3 separate regions of the Homo sapiens genome follow, and regions 1 and 2 are each linked to region 3. The links are chromatin loops, found by intact Hi-C in ENCODE. Cell type or tissue: PC-9. All regions are shown on one strand.

The links. Peaks named below come from ENCODE experiments on the same cell type or tissue, not always from the same donor. Only the 100,000 strongest peaks of a DNase experiment are listed, where the experiment ranks them.
Region 1: it touches region 3 in a loop (7-fold over the local background); 3 of 110 quality-filtered maps call a loop at or near these places.
Region 2: it touches region 3 in a loop (16-fold over the local background); 95 of 110 quality-filtered maps call a loop at or near these places.

Annotation. Positions count from the first base shown.
Region 1 is chr2:61,133,551-61,138,550 of GRCh38, reverse strand. It overlaps LOC105374759 (a long non-coding RNA gene), which reads left to right. Exons shown (of 3, transcript XR_940137.1): 2 at 2,576-2,688. It also overlaps a transcript of SANBR not described here. Among named protein-coding and RNA genes, the nearest start is that of C2orf74-DT, 8.9 kb to the left of the region's middle. In PC-9, a CTCF peak has its summit at 2,858; no DNase peak of the experiment used is centred here.
Region 2 is chr2:61,990,870-61,995,869 of GRCh38, reverse strand. The region is part of intron 1 of COMMD1 (copper metabolism domain containing 1); the gene reads right to left. Among named protein-coding and RNA genes, the nearest start is that of COMMD1, 88 kb to the right of the region's middle. In PC-9, a CTCF peak has its summit at 2,249 (motif pointing left); a DNase peak (open chromatin) is centred at 2,239.
Region 3 is chr2:62,407,600-62,412,599 of GRCh38, reverse strand. No RefSeq gene overlaps it. Among named protein-coding and RNA genes, the nearest start is that of TMEM17, 96 kb to the left of the region's middle. RefSeq lists enhancers at 406-595, 867-1,626, 2,558-2,637, 2,878-2,967, 4,443-4,492. In PC-9, a CTCF peak has its summit at 2,393; DNase peaks (open chromatin) are centred at 379, 979, 1,409 and 2,989; H3K4me3 peaks cover 1,049 bases; H3K27ac peaks cover 3,195 bases.

The DNA.
Region 1 (5,000 bases), 1.3 Mb after region 3:
TCCTAAAGGTAGGAGTGGGAACTCTTTGAAGTTAGATGTGGTCACAAGACTTGTTAAAACAAGTGTGAGCCAACTAATTGTGAGCAGAATTGATATCGTCACTTGTGTGCAGAAATTGGGAAGAGCCAAATTTGAGCCCTTTAGTCAGTTTTTTCCCCTACTTCATTGAAGCAGGTGTCAGGATGGAAGCTCCATCAGCCCTGGTCCCTGAGTGACTATGATAACAAAACTTCATGAAGAAGAAATAGACCGTTGAATTAAGACACTGAGATTTTTGTGATTGTGTTACTGTAGCATAATTTAGTTATTCTGACTGATATAACCCCGATTTTTGGTGAGGAAACAGAACAACTGGGACTTTCATATGCTGCTTGTGAGCCTAAGCTGGTACAACGCCGGAGAAAACTTTTTGCAAATGTTTAGTCAAGTTCACAATGTGTATACCCATGTAGGCACAAGAAAAATGAGTGAAAGTTTTTGCTACAACATTAAAGAAAAAACTGAAAATAACCTCAATGTCCATAGACAAGAAATATATATTAGTAGATTAATAGAATACATTACTACTGAGTAGCTAAAATAAACTTAAGCTACCTGAATCAAAATATATAATTCTCAAACAGAGTCTAAAAAATTGCATGAGGATATGTATAGTATGAGGTCACTATATAAAGTAAACATAGCATATTATGCTGTAGCTACATAAAATATGTAGTAAAAGTATAACAACATGCATGGGCATAATAAGCATCAAATTCAGAGAAATGTTCACTTCTGGGAAAAGAAGAGGATGCAGGATCCTCGGTGATAGGGTATTTGGAATGTTTTATGTCTTATTTCAAAACATCAAATGCTACTATGTAAAAATGCTGGGTGGTGGGTACCTGGATATTTGTTGTATTATCCTCTGTACTTTTCTGTCTACTTGAAATACTGAATAATAATTAAAAAGAAAATACAAGCAAGCAAAAAGAAAAAAAAATATCTATAAGGCTTCCTCTCCTGCTCCAACTCTGAAATCACCTTAATTAATATATCGATGTAAATCTGTCCAATGTTCTTCCATATCTTTGTGTCTCTGCCTCACCTGGATAGGAAGAAAAAGGGTGGTAGTTCTTCAGATAACTACAGTAAAGACAGTGTGCAGAGTTTAGCAGGCTATGTACTCTATACCTTAATTTACATATTTAGGAGATGTCGTTTTGCCAACTTAAAAATATTTACTAAAAGGAGAAACATTTCATTATTATTATTATTATTATTATTTAGACAGGGTCTCGTTCTGTTGCCCAGACTGGAGACTGGAATACAGTGGCATGATTATCACTCACTACAGCCTTGACCTCTTGGGCTTAAGTGAGCCTCCCACCTCAGCCTCCTGAGTAGCTGGGACTACAGGCATACACCACCATGCCCCGCTAATTTTTTTTTTGTAGAAATGGAGTCTCACTATGTTTTCCTAGGCTTGTCTCACATTCTCAAGCGATCTTCCTACCTTGGTCTCCCAAAGTGTTGGGATTACAGGTGTGAGCCTCATTATTATTATTATTATTATTATCGTTGTTGTTGTTGTTGTTGTTTTGGAGACAGTCTCATTCTGTCGCACAGGCTGGAGTGCAGTGGCGTGATCTCGGCTCACTGCAACCTTCGCCTCCCAAGTTCAAGCAATTCTCTGCCTCAGCCTCCCAAGTAGCTGGGATTACAGGCACCTGCCATCACGCCTGGCTAATTTTTTTTATTTTTAGTAGGTGCAGGGTTTCACCATCTTGGCCAGGCTGGTCTTGAACTCCTGACCTCGTGATCCACCCACCTCGGCCTCCCAAAGTGCTGGGATTACAGGCATGAGCCCCCACGCCCAGCCTAGCCTCAGTATTCTTTAAGAGTTTGCATCAGTTTGCTTGCCATCATCTTTTTTTTTTTTTGAGACATAGTCTCGCTCTGTCGCCCAGGCTGGAGTGCAGTGGCACCATCTCGGCTCACTGCAACCTCTGCCTCCCGGGTTCAAGTGATTCTCCTGCCTCAGACTCCTGAGTAGCTGGGATTACAGGCGCATGCCACCATGCCCAGCTAATTTTTGTATTTTTAGTAGAGACAGGGTTTCACCATGTTAGGCTGGTCTTGAACTCCTGACCTCGTGGTCCACCCACCTCGGCCTCCCAAACTGCTAGGATTACAGGCGTGAGCCACTGCGCTTGGCTGCCATCACTTATATTGATTTGTTTAGATTCTTTTTTCTTTTTTTTTTTTTCAGACGAGTCTCGCTCTGTTGCCCAGGCTGGAGTACAGTGGTGCGATCTTGGCTCACTGCAACCTCCACCTTCCAGGTTCAAGTGATTCTCCTGCCATAGTCTCCCGAGTAGCTGGGACTACAGGCATGTGCCACCATGCCCAGCTAATTTTTGTAGTTTTGGTAGAGACAGGTTTCACCATGTTGGCCAGGCTGGTCTCGAACTCCTGACCTCAGGTGATCCGCCCGCCTCGGCCTCCCAGAGTGCTGGGATTACAGGCCTGAGGCAATGCGCCCAACCTTGATTTTTTTAGACTCTTTAAACTTTTTTCCTTTCTCAATTTTCAGAACTATAAGAGACTTCTAAATGCTTAGAGAACCTGTGTTATTAATATACAAAAGCATGACTCTGAAAACAGGCAATTCTGGCACTGAAGAGCATCAGATTTAAACTCCATCTTGTAAGTGGTTTTCTTTGTTCTTTTTCTGCTTTCTTTCCCTTTTCATATTTGCTTTCTATAATTCCCTACGTATTTTAGCTATAATTTCTCTTATCAGCTATTTCCCAGTATTCTGTTTCCTTCTACAAATGATATACACGTGGGCTGAGGCAGGCCAAACTTAGAGCTTAATGTGGTTTTCCTGCACTTTTAGCACCACCTAATGATAGTGCTCTGGTATAAAGAATCTATGCTTTCCTGATTTTTTTATGCTCCTGAACACATTTCTAGCTGTGGCTTACAGTGTTGGTCTTTTAACGATTATCATGTCACATAACAGTATAGTTTTCAACCTGTCTGCACAACAGAGTCACCTGGTTACCTCTAAAAAATGCTGTCATTAGGCCCAAATCCAGAGCCACTGTCAGAGAGGCATTAACTCTTATTCATTGGACAAAACTAGATGTCATTTAAAAGTACTCAGTTCCATCACTTACTGGGAAGAGTCAGCTTTCTTCCCTTGGTATATAACTACATATACTTATGGTATTATATGACTAATCATGGCTAAAAATGAATACACTTGAGAGATCCCTTCAAGTACTTGTTCGTGATATATACTAATTCTGACAGTTGCCTACATTTCTTTCTCTTAATTTTTTTAAATTTGGGCAAATATATTAGACACATAAAAGTGCCATGATTAAAACAACCAACAGTTATATCTGCCATTCAAAAATGAACTAAAGTCTGCAACCTCCGCCTTCCCGAGTTCAGGAGATTTTCGTGCTTCAGCTTCCTGAGTAGCTGGGATTACAGGCGCGTGCCACCACACCTAGCTAATTTTTGTATTTTTAGTAGAGACGGAGTTTCACCATGTTGGCCAGGCTGGTCTCGAACTCCTGACCTCAGGTGATCTGCCCACCTTCTCGGCCTCCCAAAGTGCTGGGATTACAGGTGTGAGCCACCACTCCCAGCCAAAAAAATATTTATTTTTGAGTCTCGCTCTGTTGCAAGGCTGGAGTGCAGTGGCGCGATCTCAGCTCACTGCAACCTCCACCTCCCAGGTTCAAGCAATTCTCCTGCCTCAGCCTCCCAAGTAGCTGGGACTACAGGCATGTGCCACCACACCACCAGCTAATTTTTGTATTTTTAGTAGAGACGGGGGTTTCACCATGTTGGCCAGGATGGTCTCAATCCTGACGTTGTGATCCGCCCACCTTGGCCTCCCAAAATGCTGGGACTACAGGCGTGAGCCACCGTGCCTGGCCAACAATATATTTCTAATATTTCTAATAGAGCAGAAGAGCTGGTCACAGAAACAAGACCAATAACAACAAAACAATGAGAACATGAGACTGCTAAAGTGTGCCAATGTTGTGAGCACAATACCACACAGAAAGAAGAGGTCAGCAGCTTCATGAAAGAGGAGATTTGAGCAGGGCCTTGAACAAGGGAACAATTTCAATAGGCAGCAAACAAAAGGCAACCATCTAGGTGGGGGAATAACGTGAGCCAAGCCAAAAATGGGAATAAGCACAATACAGTTATTTCTAAAAGTCTTTCATGTGGTCTACTAATAATAGCTAACATTTTTGAGCACTTACGATATGTCAAGCAGTATTCCAAGTCCTTTCATGTATTAATTCGTTTAACACAGCAACACTGTCATCAAGAGCACACTGCTCAAACCACTTTTTCTGTTGCTCTTAGACACAGTGCCGTCTCTGGGTCTCAGTTTGTCTGTCTGTAAAAAAGCAGATAATAACACTACCCTATGCATGATGGATATACACACCCAGGCAAACACAAGAAGAGATTAAACAAAATGATGTAGCTGTTAGGATAAATTGGTGAGATTGTGGGTTATATTTCTATTACCCAAATGCAATTTGATGCAATACTGGCCTTTTTGAAACAGTTTTCTTGCAATATAATCCACATATCATACAATTCGCCCATTTAAATGGTACAATCCAGTGGTTTTAAGTATACTCTCAGACTTATGCAACCATTACCACAATCAGTTTTGAACATTTTCATCACCTCAAAGAGAAACTCTGTAACCTTTAGCTATCATCCCAGGTGCCCATATCATTCTTCTCTCTCCTTCCCTAAGCAACCACTAATCTTGTCTGTCTCTATATATTTGACCATTCTGGACATTTTATAAAAATGGAATCATATGTGACTTTTTGTGATTGTCTTCTTTCACATAGCATGTTTTCAAGGTTTATCCGTGTTGTAGCACATATCTACTTCATTCCTTTTTAAAATTTTTATTAATTTTTTTTGTAGAGATAGGGTCTCGGTATGTTGCCCAGGCCGGTCTT
Region 2 (5,000 bases), 420 kb after region 3:
GTATTACTGCACTTGACCCTCATAATCAATTTTCAAAGGCAATGAGGTAGATGATAGTATTATAGTGCTCTTCACTCTCAACTTACAGAAAAGGAAACTGAAGCTTCAAGCAGTCAACTGATTTTTCTGAAAGCACCATGAGATAAGTGCAGGGCCAAAGCCTCAACAGTTAAGCCAGGTTTCCCTCTGATTAGCTGTCACAAGTGACTACACAGAGAAGTAGACTCGGTATCACTACCACTGAAAAAAATGTAAACTGGTACATTCTGTCAACAATGATACAGAGATGCCAGTCCCTAATGAGTAGCTACAATGCTTCAGTTGCTGGCCTTCAGAGATCCTGAGACATCAAACAATGATTTGAAGAGTATTACCACAAATTTTTTACTTAAAGTTTAGATGACTGAGTGAGGAATATGTAAGTGTTCTCAGAACTTAGAAGGCCAACTAGCTCAGTTTAACAGTGAATAGAAAAACTGAGAGATAAGATTGAGAAGGCAGTCTGGAGCCAGATTAAAGTACATCAAGTTTAGACATTGTTATATATACGTAATGAGGGGCCACTAAAGGCTAGGTAACTGGGAAATCATGATGCAACGTGTGGTTTAGAACGCTGAATCTGGCCAGTGTGGTGTCACACGCCTGCAGTCCCAGCTACTCCAGAGGCTGAGGCAGGAGTATTGTTCAAGCCCTGGAGGTTGACAATGACCAGCCTGGAAAACACAGCAAAACCCTGTCTCTCTTTTAAAAATGTTTTTAATGAAAAAAAAATTTTAAGCTGAATCTGATAACAGTAAGTAGTTGGACTGAAGTGAAAAATTTTCAGAGGGCTAGGGCAATGGAGCCTAGGAGAGGACAGCAGCAGTTAATAACTTAGTCCCCAGGGTAAGCCTCCCCTTGCCTCTTCTTTGCTATGCCCCTATCTGCTAGTGGCCATGGGGACTGGCATAAGCTCCAAACCAGACAGATCACAATATCCTCCTTTCTCTGGGCGCACTGACTGGTCCCAATTTAGGGCAGGAGAAATGATCTTGTCTTTTTGGGTCATAGTATAAGAAGGACATGAGGCTGGAGTTACAGACAGCATTTTCTTGGACCTTTTGGCAAAAGCATGTCTGCAAGAAAATAGAATGAAGTGAGAGTGGATTTTAATGGGGTGATATCCCTGTTTTATAGTTCCCAAGACCCTAGTTCCTGCAGGCCTTCCTGCAATTCTATAATGCTATCTCAGCATCCTTCCTACAGACAACCCAAAATTCCATCAACTATTCAATTTAAGCTGTATTCCTATCATTTGGAACCAAGAGTCTTGACTAAAAGAGGGTGGTGGCAGTGGGAACAGAAGAATGTAAAGGTAACAACACCAAGTAGAACACAGGCAGAGCAAGTGAGACTGGAGCTGAAAGAAAAACAAGCTGTCTTTCATTTCTTCATTAATATAAAAAATTATATGGTAAATATTACAACTTTCTGGTACATTAAAGATATTTCACATTACAATTCAATAAACATTTACTGAATATCTGCCTATTTACCAGATAGCAGGACCCCAAACCTCTGGCTATGCCAATCAATACAAATACAGGCTGGGCGTGGTGGCTCACACCTGTAATCCAGCACTTTGGGAGGCTGAGGTGGGCAGGTCATCTGAGGTCAGGAGTTCATGACCAGACTGACCAACATGGAGAAATCCCATCTCCACTAACAATACAAAAATTAGCCGGGGGTGGTGGCAGGTGCCTGTAATCCCACCTACTCGAGAGGCCGATGCAGGAGAATCGCTTGAACCCGGGAGGCGAAGGTTGCAGTGAGCCAAGATTGCGCCACTGCACTTCAGCCTGGGTGACAGAGCGAGACTCCGCCAAGAAAGAAAGAAAGAAGGAAAGAAGGAAGGAAGGAAGGAAGGAATTATTTTGTATAATATACTATAATTAAGTCAAATTATTTCCACTGACACCTTGCTTCACAATATTATGTCACAACTCAGGTAATTTGTATCATTCTTCTTCTCAAATAATATCAAGAGATATCCATTCTGATATAATTTCATCTGTGACAAAAGTTATTTTGGTTGGGTTCCAGTCAATAATATCTTGAACTAGGGTCAATTCATCCAAATTTAGAACAATCAAAAATTAAATGAGAAATTGATTTTGGTTTAGGTTCAAAGTCATCAATTTTCACTTAAGAAATATTTGAATAGCTACCATAAAACAGATACTGTTCACAGCACACTACTTCCATCTACTGGCAGCCTAGGCTGACAGCCTGGTACTCATCCTTTATTCTTCTCTCTCTTCCACATCTTGAATCAGTGGTTTTCAACACTGGCTGCACATTAGAATCCTGAAGTACAATTTTAAAATATCAGCGCCCAGCTATTATCCCAGAAATTCTGATTTCCAGGAATTATGGAGTAAAGCCTAGGCACTGGTATTGTTAAAAAGCTTCCAAAGTGATTCTGGCAGGCAACAAAGTGTTAAAAACAAATGCCTCTGGCAGTAAAATGAGTTCGAAAAGAAAAAGAAAAACAAATGCCTGTAACTTTCAGTTGTCAAGTTCTACTGATTGTTACATCTGAAATAATTCTCTAATAATATGTCCCCTCTGATCTGTCCCTACTAGCTGGTAGAAGCCCTCACTATCTTGAACCTAAACTAAGTGTGGACTCCCTCAAGTCTATCTTCTATACCACTATCAAAGTGATCTATCTATAATATAAATATAGGATGCTGGCACTTGCTTGTTTAAAGTTATCCCATGGCTGACTATTACTTGCTTCAGTGGTGGTCAGGCAGGATGGTGTGAAGCACTCTCCTATGAGGTATAAGGTAAGTTGTACATAATATAGTTAGCAGTAGTAGTAGTACAAGTATTAATGTTTGTAAAGATTTTTATAAGTATAAATCAGAGGGTTTTCAAAGTATCCTTATATTAAACAATTACCTCCCTCATTTTAATTGTTTACTTGAATGGAAGAAAAAAAGAAAATTAAAAACACAGGAACTCTGCATAGAACTATATTATGCATGTATTACTATCTGTTAAATGTGTCGCAGAGGAATAAAAATTTGAAAACTGATAAACCAAAACAGTGGTTCTCAACCAGGTAGTATTGCCCTCCCAAAGGCACCTGAGAAATGGTGGAGGCTACATTTGGTTTCACAGTGATTGGAGGGAGTGCTGTTCGCATTAAGTGAGCATGAGCTAGGGATGTTCGGCATCCTTCAATACCCAAGAAACGGGAGTTGGCAAGTTTTCTGTAAAAGTTGTAACCCTCTGCTGCATATTCTTCCCTTTTTCGTACAACTCTTTAAAAATGTAAAAACCATTTTTAGCTCATGGGCTATATAAATACAGGCAGTGTGACCACCTGTGGGCTGATGTTTGCAGACCCCTGACCAAGAACATCCCACAGGACAAAAAGACCTGTGTCTCACATGACTTTGCAATGTCCCATCTGACATTGTGTGGAAAAACCTGTTTATAATTACTTCAGCCTAAAAATTAAGTATTTTGTTTTACATAAAAAAGTATTTTTTCACGGTTTTAATAAACACCAAGTTTTCCAGGAATGCAATTAATACAACTTGTACTTTGACTTGGTCAGAACTTTACAAATAGGATGTTAAGTATTTTGAAAAATCTCATTACCAGTGACAATACCATTTAAAATATCTTACCTACCAATACAACACATTTTATATACCTGCATTTGTTGCTGTGCATTCACAGTAATACCATGTATAGGTACAAGCATCTGATTAATTCATTATGTGTTCTAATGATATAATGCTTAAGCATTTATATTTTAAAATATATATTTCAAATCATGTTTAGATTTCTTATACTTTTCCTTTGTACTACATTTATGACATCATATTAGAAATTATGTTTTAATTTTATTATATGTGAATTATAAGAATTCCTTTTAAGGATCATAAAGGAGCATTAGAAAATATTTACTACAAAAAAAGAAACACTGGGCTGGATATGTTTGAGAATCACTGAGCATGAAGTTCAAACTCAACACAACAGGCCCTGCTTATCTTTTAGTGTCTTACAACTTCCTGCCTCCCGCACTTGACACTCAAACAGCACTAACCTGTTTGTAATTCCCCAACTAGCAATCCCAATATGATGCTTCTTCTATGTGTCTCTGTTCGTGCTATTCTAAATGTTCTGAAATGTCTTATCATCACCTTCAACAGATTAATTTCTATTCACCATTCAAGACTCAGTTCAAGTATGGCTTCCCCAATACTCCTCCTCTCCTAGTAAGGTAAGTGCCCCTTTCTCTTCCAAAAATGCCCTAATATCTCTATCCCTGCACTTACCTCAATGAAATGAAATTATGTCAAAAAGTCTATTTGACCCAACAGAGTCTAAACTTTGAGAGCAGGGTCTATGTATCTCTGCAAATACATCATCTAACACCTTGAAGTAGAATTCATATTCCAACAAGCATTCATACTGTATCAATAACATTTCAAATAAAAAATTCTAAATGTTGCAGATCAACATTAAGTCCAGAATTCTTTAAAGCTACCAACTTCTTGCTTTATAAAATTCTCTCACACACATTCACAAACCATAAACTTCTTTAAGATAAGAGTAGAAAATAATTCAGGGTGCTGATTTCTGTTTGCCTAATCTAGCCTAGCAAATTAGCAAGGGGCTCAGAGCCAAAACAAATTTAAAAATTAGGCTACGATACTAAAGAAAAAAAAGAATTTGAATGAAAAATGAAAATGTAATTCATCACTTTTTTTTTTCTTTTGAGACAGGATCTTCCTCTCTCACCCAGCTGGAGTGCAGTGGCACAATCACGGCTCACTACAGCCTTGTCCTCCTGGGCTCAAGCAATCCTTCCACCTCAGTCTTCTGAGTAGCTGGGACTACAAGCATGCACCACCATGCCTGGCATTATGTGTGTGTGTGTGTGTGTGTGTGTGTGTGTGTGTGTATATATATATATTTTTTTTTTTTTTTGTAAAGAC
Region 3 (5,000 bases):
TGTGGACTCACCCCAGAGGTGTGTAGAAGAGGGTGCAGAGTCTGGAGTAGTTTGGGGTGTAGGTGTCGGGGGAGAGGCAATTGTCTCGGGTGGAAACAAAATCCATGGCTTGTGCCCCTGCAGTTGCAAACACCATGAGTAGACGACAGAGAGAGAGAGAGAGAGAGAGAGAGAGGGAGGGAGGGAGGGGGAGAGAAAGAGAGAGAGAGAGAGAGAGAGAGGGAGGGAGGGAGGGGGGGAGAGAGATTGAGAGAGAGAGAGAGAGAGAGAGAGAGAGAGAGAGAGAGAGAGAGAGAGAGAGAAAACTAATTGTAATTCCTACTCATAGCCACAAGATGGCACTATTGCTCAGAGTCTTTACTCTGAAAAGCCGAATCTAGCAGAATCTAGCAGTCTAGTTTGGGATTCCTTGCTTCTCTCCGTCTCCTCCCGTTTCTCTCTCCGCTTTCCTCTCTTTTGTCTTCCTCTCCCTTCGTTTTTAAACACTGCTTTTATGGTGGACTTGAGCAATAGTATAGGAGAAGCCATTGGTGCTCAGAGAGAGATCCCCGAGATGGATATTTGGCCACACTAGGCACAATGGTTTGCTCACTGAGCACGGCCGGAAGGCCTGGCTTCACCAGCTTCCTCTTCTCTCTGGCCAGAACCCACAGCCTTGCTGTTCTGGACCTGGCCCGTGGCTTGGGAAGCCTCCAGGGACAATCTTGCTTCTCCCTCCCTTACTCCATCCTCCCCACCCCATAACATGCTTATCTGGGAAGCACCTGCCCTCAGATCTGGTTCCAGGGGTCCTTGCTTTCCACTTGAGAAACTGTAAACACGCACAGAATGTCTCCTGGTGGGGGTTCTGAGGCCTTTTCCTCCCTGGTATTTTAGCCTAAGGAAAAAGCATTCAGTGGTGTGGGGATGGTGGGTGGAGCTTGCGGTATTTTTCTAAGACTTTTGCAGTTGGGGAACAAATCTCCAGGGAAGGGGCAGGGCCTCGGGCTAATTCCAGTACAGTAGGATCAGGGCCATGAAAACATCACACAAAGGAAACTTCAAAGCTCTTCCCCAGTCTGAATGGGCAGGGCCTGCTGAGAGGTCAGATGTTAACCTGATCCAAATGCCCTCTTGCTTTCAGGTGCCCCTCGCAGGCCTGCACACCCCTAGGGGATCCACCCTCTCCCAGGTCAGAATTCCACAGGGCCCTGAAGCTTCCTTACGCAGTGCTCCCCATCCCTGTGCTTGAAGCAAAGCCAGGGAGGGCAGAGCCCAGAAGTTGGGATCTGGTTCTGACTGTTCTCTGGCCTTAGGAGTAGAGGCCAATTTCATCTCTGCAAAGTGAGGCTGGGGCTGAGGAATGAAATTACACCTTCATCCCGCTCAGTCCTGCCTCATCCCCAAACCTTGCCAAACCCTGACACAGCTACTTTGCAGGGAGTGGTGAGAATTAGGAATGCTGCAAGGTCACTTAGGGTGATCATTAGGACAGTCATTAATTTCTGAGGCCTAAGAGTGACTAATTTATCTCTGATAGACACAGGGATCAAAGGAGAGTATTTATGGCTTAGAAACAAACCTCCCATTCTTTCCCCTGCTATAATAAATAATAAAAAGCTCCCAGGCCTCCCTCCCTTGTCCATCTCTTCCCTGCCCCTTCCTCTCTGTCTTAACTGTCCCTGCACAAAAATTAACCCTACTCTTGCTTCTCTGTACTCTTCCCCTTCCTTCTGTAAGAACCAGAGAGGGGAAGAGAATTAGCTGGCCCTGAGAGCTTCAGCTGCAACTGTGCTGTGGAGTGAGGGGTGCTGATCCCAGGGGAGGACATAAGCCAGGCCAAGAGTGGGCTCTCCCTGGGCATTTACCATGTTTACTTTCCTAAGTATGTATACCAGGGCCTGGTTAGGCTAGAAAGCAGACTGTCACCAGGTTTATTAGCTGTGTGACCTTGAGCAAGCTACTTTTTTAAAGCCTCAGTTTCCCAATCTATAAAAGAAGGATAATAATAGCATCACAGACTGGCTTATGAGAATGACATAAGATAAAATATATAAAGTGCTCAGCACAGAGCCTGATGCAAAATAATGGCCACCACATTTACCAGGACCTCAACATCCTTATTTTATTTCCAAGAACTTGAGGCTGCAGTACAAACTGAGTCCTTCACTTTCTGTTGTAGCCTCTGGGAGACGCCAAAGTGAGGATGGGTGTGGCCCTCCAAGGACGCTGGACCCCTGCTGTAACAAGACACAGATCACACGGGAGGGGTTCTCAGCCTTAAGGATGCCGTGAGGTGGGCCTAGATCATGGCTTCTCACCGCCGCACTACTGACAGACCATTCTTTGTGGTGAGGCTTTGTTCTGTGCATTGTAGGCTGTTTCGCAGCATCTCCGGCCTCTGTTCACTAGATGCCAGTAGCAGCCTTCTAGTCATGACTATCAAAAATGCCTTTAGACATTGTCAGATGTCTTCTGGGGGACAAAACTGCCCTTAGTTGAGGGGCACTGGTCCAGGAAGGTGGGAAACATAGGGGCAAACCTGGCAGGGGTGAGGAAGCAGGTATGAGCCTGCGCACAAGAGCCCCTCCTACCCTGGGCAGGGCTCAGGCAGACCCTCAGCTGACTGTGGAGATTGGCCCTGGAAGACGAAGTTCTCTCTAGTAAGGCCATGGCCTTGCTTCCTCAAGAGCTGATGCCCTGCTTGGACATGGACCCCTGGATTCCCCCCAGCCCAAACCAACATACACAACCCTGTCCAGCCCCAGGAGTGCTGGCCAAGAAACAGTGCCCTGGTGGCACAGAATGCTCACTAAATGGACCCTGGGTCCATTCTCATCTCAGGGCAGAGCATGGAGCCAGGCTGGCCCTGCCACTCATGCACTGTGTGGCCTTGGGCAAATTGTTTCACCTCTCTGTGCCCCAGGATCCTTATCTGTAAAAATACCTTCCTAGGCAGGTTGTTGTGAGGATTAAATGACTTCATATTTCTAACATACTTAGAAGAGAGCCTGACTCATAGCAAGCACTAAGTGTTTGTTAAAGAAGCCAAAACCCAAAAAGAAGCTGCTGCAGACCAGGCGATGATGCAGCGTTGTGTATGTCAGAGGGTGCCTCAGCTATGACCTAAGGTCCAGGAGCTGTGTTTCCAAGGGCCTCTGGCCATTTGTATCTGGGTGTGGTGGGTGTATCTGGGGTCCCTGCAGCATCTCCCCTATTGGAGGTGGTTGTTCTTAGGAAAGTTCATTTTGACCAGAGAGAATACTCAGTGCAGTGGGCTCCAGAACTTCTCACTTGACAGCCCCTGGGAATTTCTTTGACTTGAGGGTGCTGGGAGAAAAGTCTTTTCCTCTACCAACTTAGGTTTGAGGAGGGGGTTTGTGAAATGACTCACAATAGACATACGAACGGGAAAAAAGACGAGGTCTATTCATATGTGGGAGCACTCGGTAATAAGTACCTTGCTGTACAGCCAGAGGTAAAGGTTTAAATACCAACTTAGCAAAAGGGAGGCAATGACAGCTTCGGAGGCTGGAAGGGTCTGATGGGGCTTGTTTACATAGTGTTTGGGAATGTACCAGTGCCCAAGGCCAGTCACCTCCCTGACTGGAGACCTCTGGGGGTGGAGATGAGGAGAAAACTCTGTTTTAGCCAGGTAGGGGTTCACTGGTGATTTCTTTTTTTTTTTTTTTCTTTTCCTTTTCCTTCTTTTATTCTCAGACCTCACAGGGATGGATCTTTTTCTTCCCTTTTTTCTTATTTTTCTTTTCTCACCCTCCCCCAATTCAGATTTCTTTTTGCATCTATTGTTGAAGCATCTGTTGTTGGATTTTGGTTGCTTAAAGGGAAGTACCTTCAATTTGCTGGGAAGAGAGAAGGAGCGAGGGAAGGAGCTGTTGAGTGAGCTGCTGTGATCTTTTGGGAACCCTAATATTTCCTGTCTGGCAGAGGAGGCAAAACCCCAGTCCAGAAGCCTCCCCAAACACGCAGTGGGAAAAACCACTTAGAGTTGCCAAGTGCTTTGCATGAGTTATCTATTGCTATGTAACAAATTGCCCTGAAACAGCAGCCTCAACAGCAAAACGTGTGTCATCTCTAATGGTAACTTAGAGTCAGGAATTTGGACGCGACTAAGGTGAGTTGTTCTGGTTCAGGGTCTCTCATGAGGTTGCGGTCAAGATATTAAGCAGAGCTGCTGTCACGTGAGGGCTTGATATGAGGCGGGAGGATTCACGTCCAAGATGGGTCCTCACATGGCTGTTGGCAGGAGGCGTCAGTTCCTCACCTCTGGGACCTCTGAGAGGGCTGCGTGAACATCCTTACAACACAGCAGCTGGCTTCCATAGTGAGCAGCCCAAGGCAGAAACTAATGCAGGCTAATCACCGTGTCTTTCTTAAGCTAGCCTCGAAGGCATATGCCATCACTTCTGCTGTACTTGTGGGCCATGCAGACCGACCCTGATGCAATGTGGCAGGAGACCATTCAAGGGCCTGAAAACCAGGAGATCAGGATCACTGAGAAACTGGCTACAACAGGCTTTCAGTTCCCCTCCCAGAAGAATGTTCACCTGCGTACTGGCCCAGGTGTCAGCCAGGCTCAGGCACACACTGGAGAAGCCCCTCAGACTGAAAACCCAATGGGCTGGGGTGGGATTCAGTGCTGCTACCAACTGCCTCAGCCTGCCTCCTCGGTGAACACTGTACCCACTCAGAATCGGGCAAGACATCCCCATGGTGGAATAAGAGCTCTGAGCACTGGGTGGGAGAAGCATTGGCCTCTTGGGACCCTCTCTAAGACTGGGAAAGGAAGACTTCACACCAAAAAAATTCCTAAGAGAAAGAACAGAAGGGAAACAAGCGACTGTCAGTAGGTGGAGCTGGGGGGCGGTGGGGGCTGGAACTTGATGGGGTGGGGCACCTGCTGCAGGCTTCAGGGAGAAGATAGGGCCTGAGTTCAGTCCTGAGCACCAAACCTAGACATGATGAACTACAGTCAGCCTCCCAGTGATTCACGCTGTTTC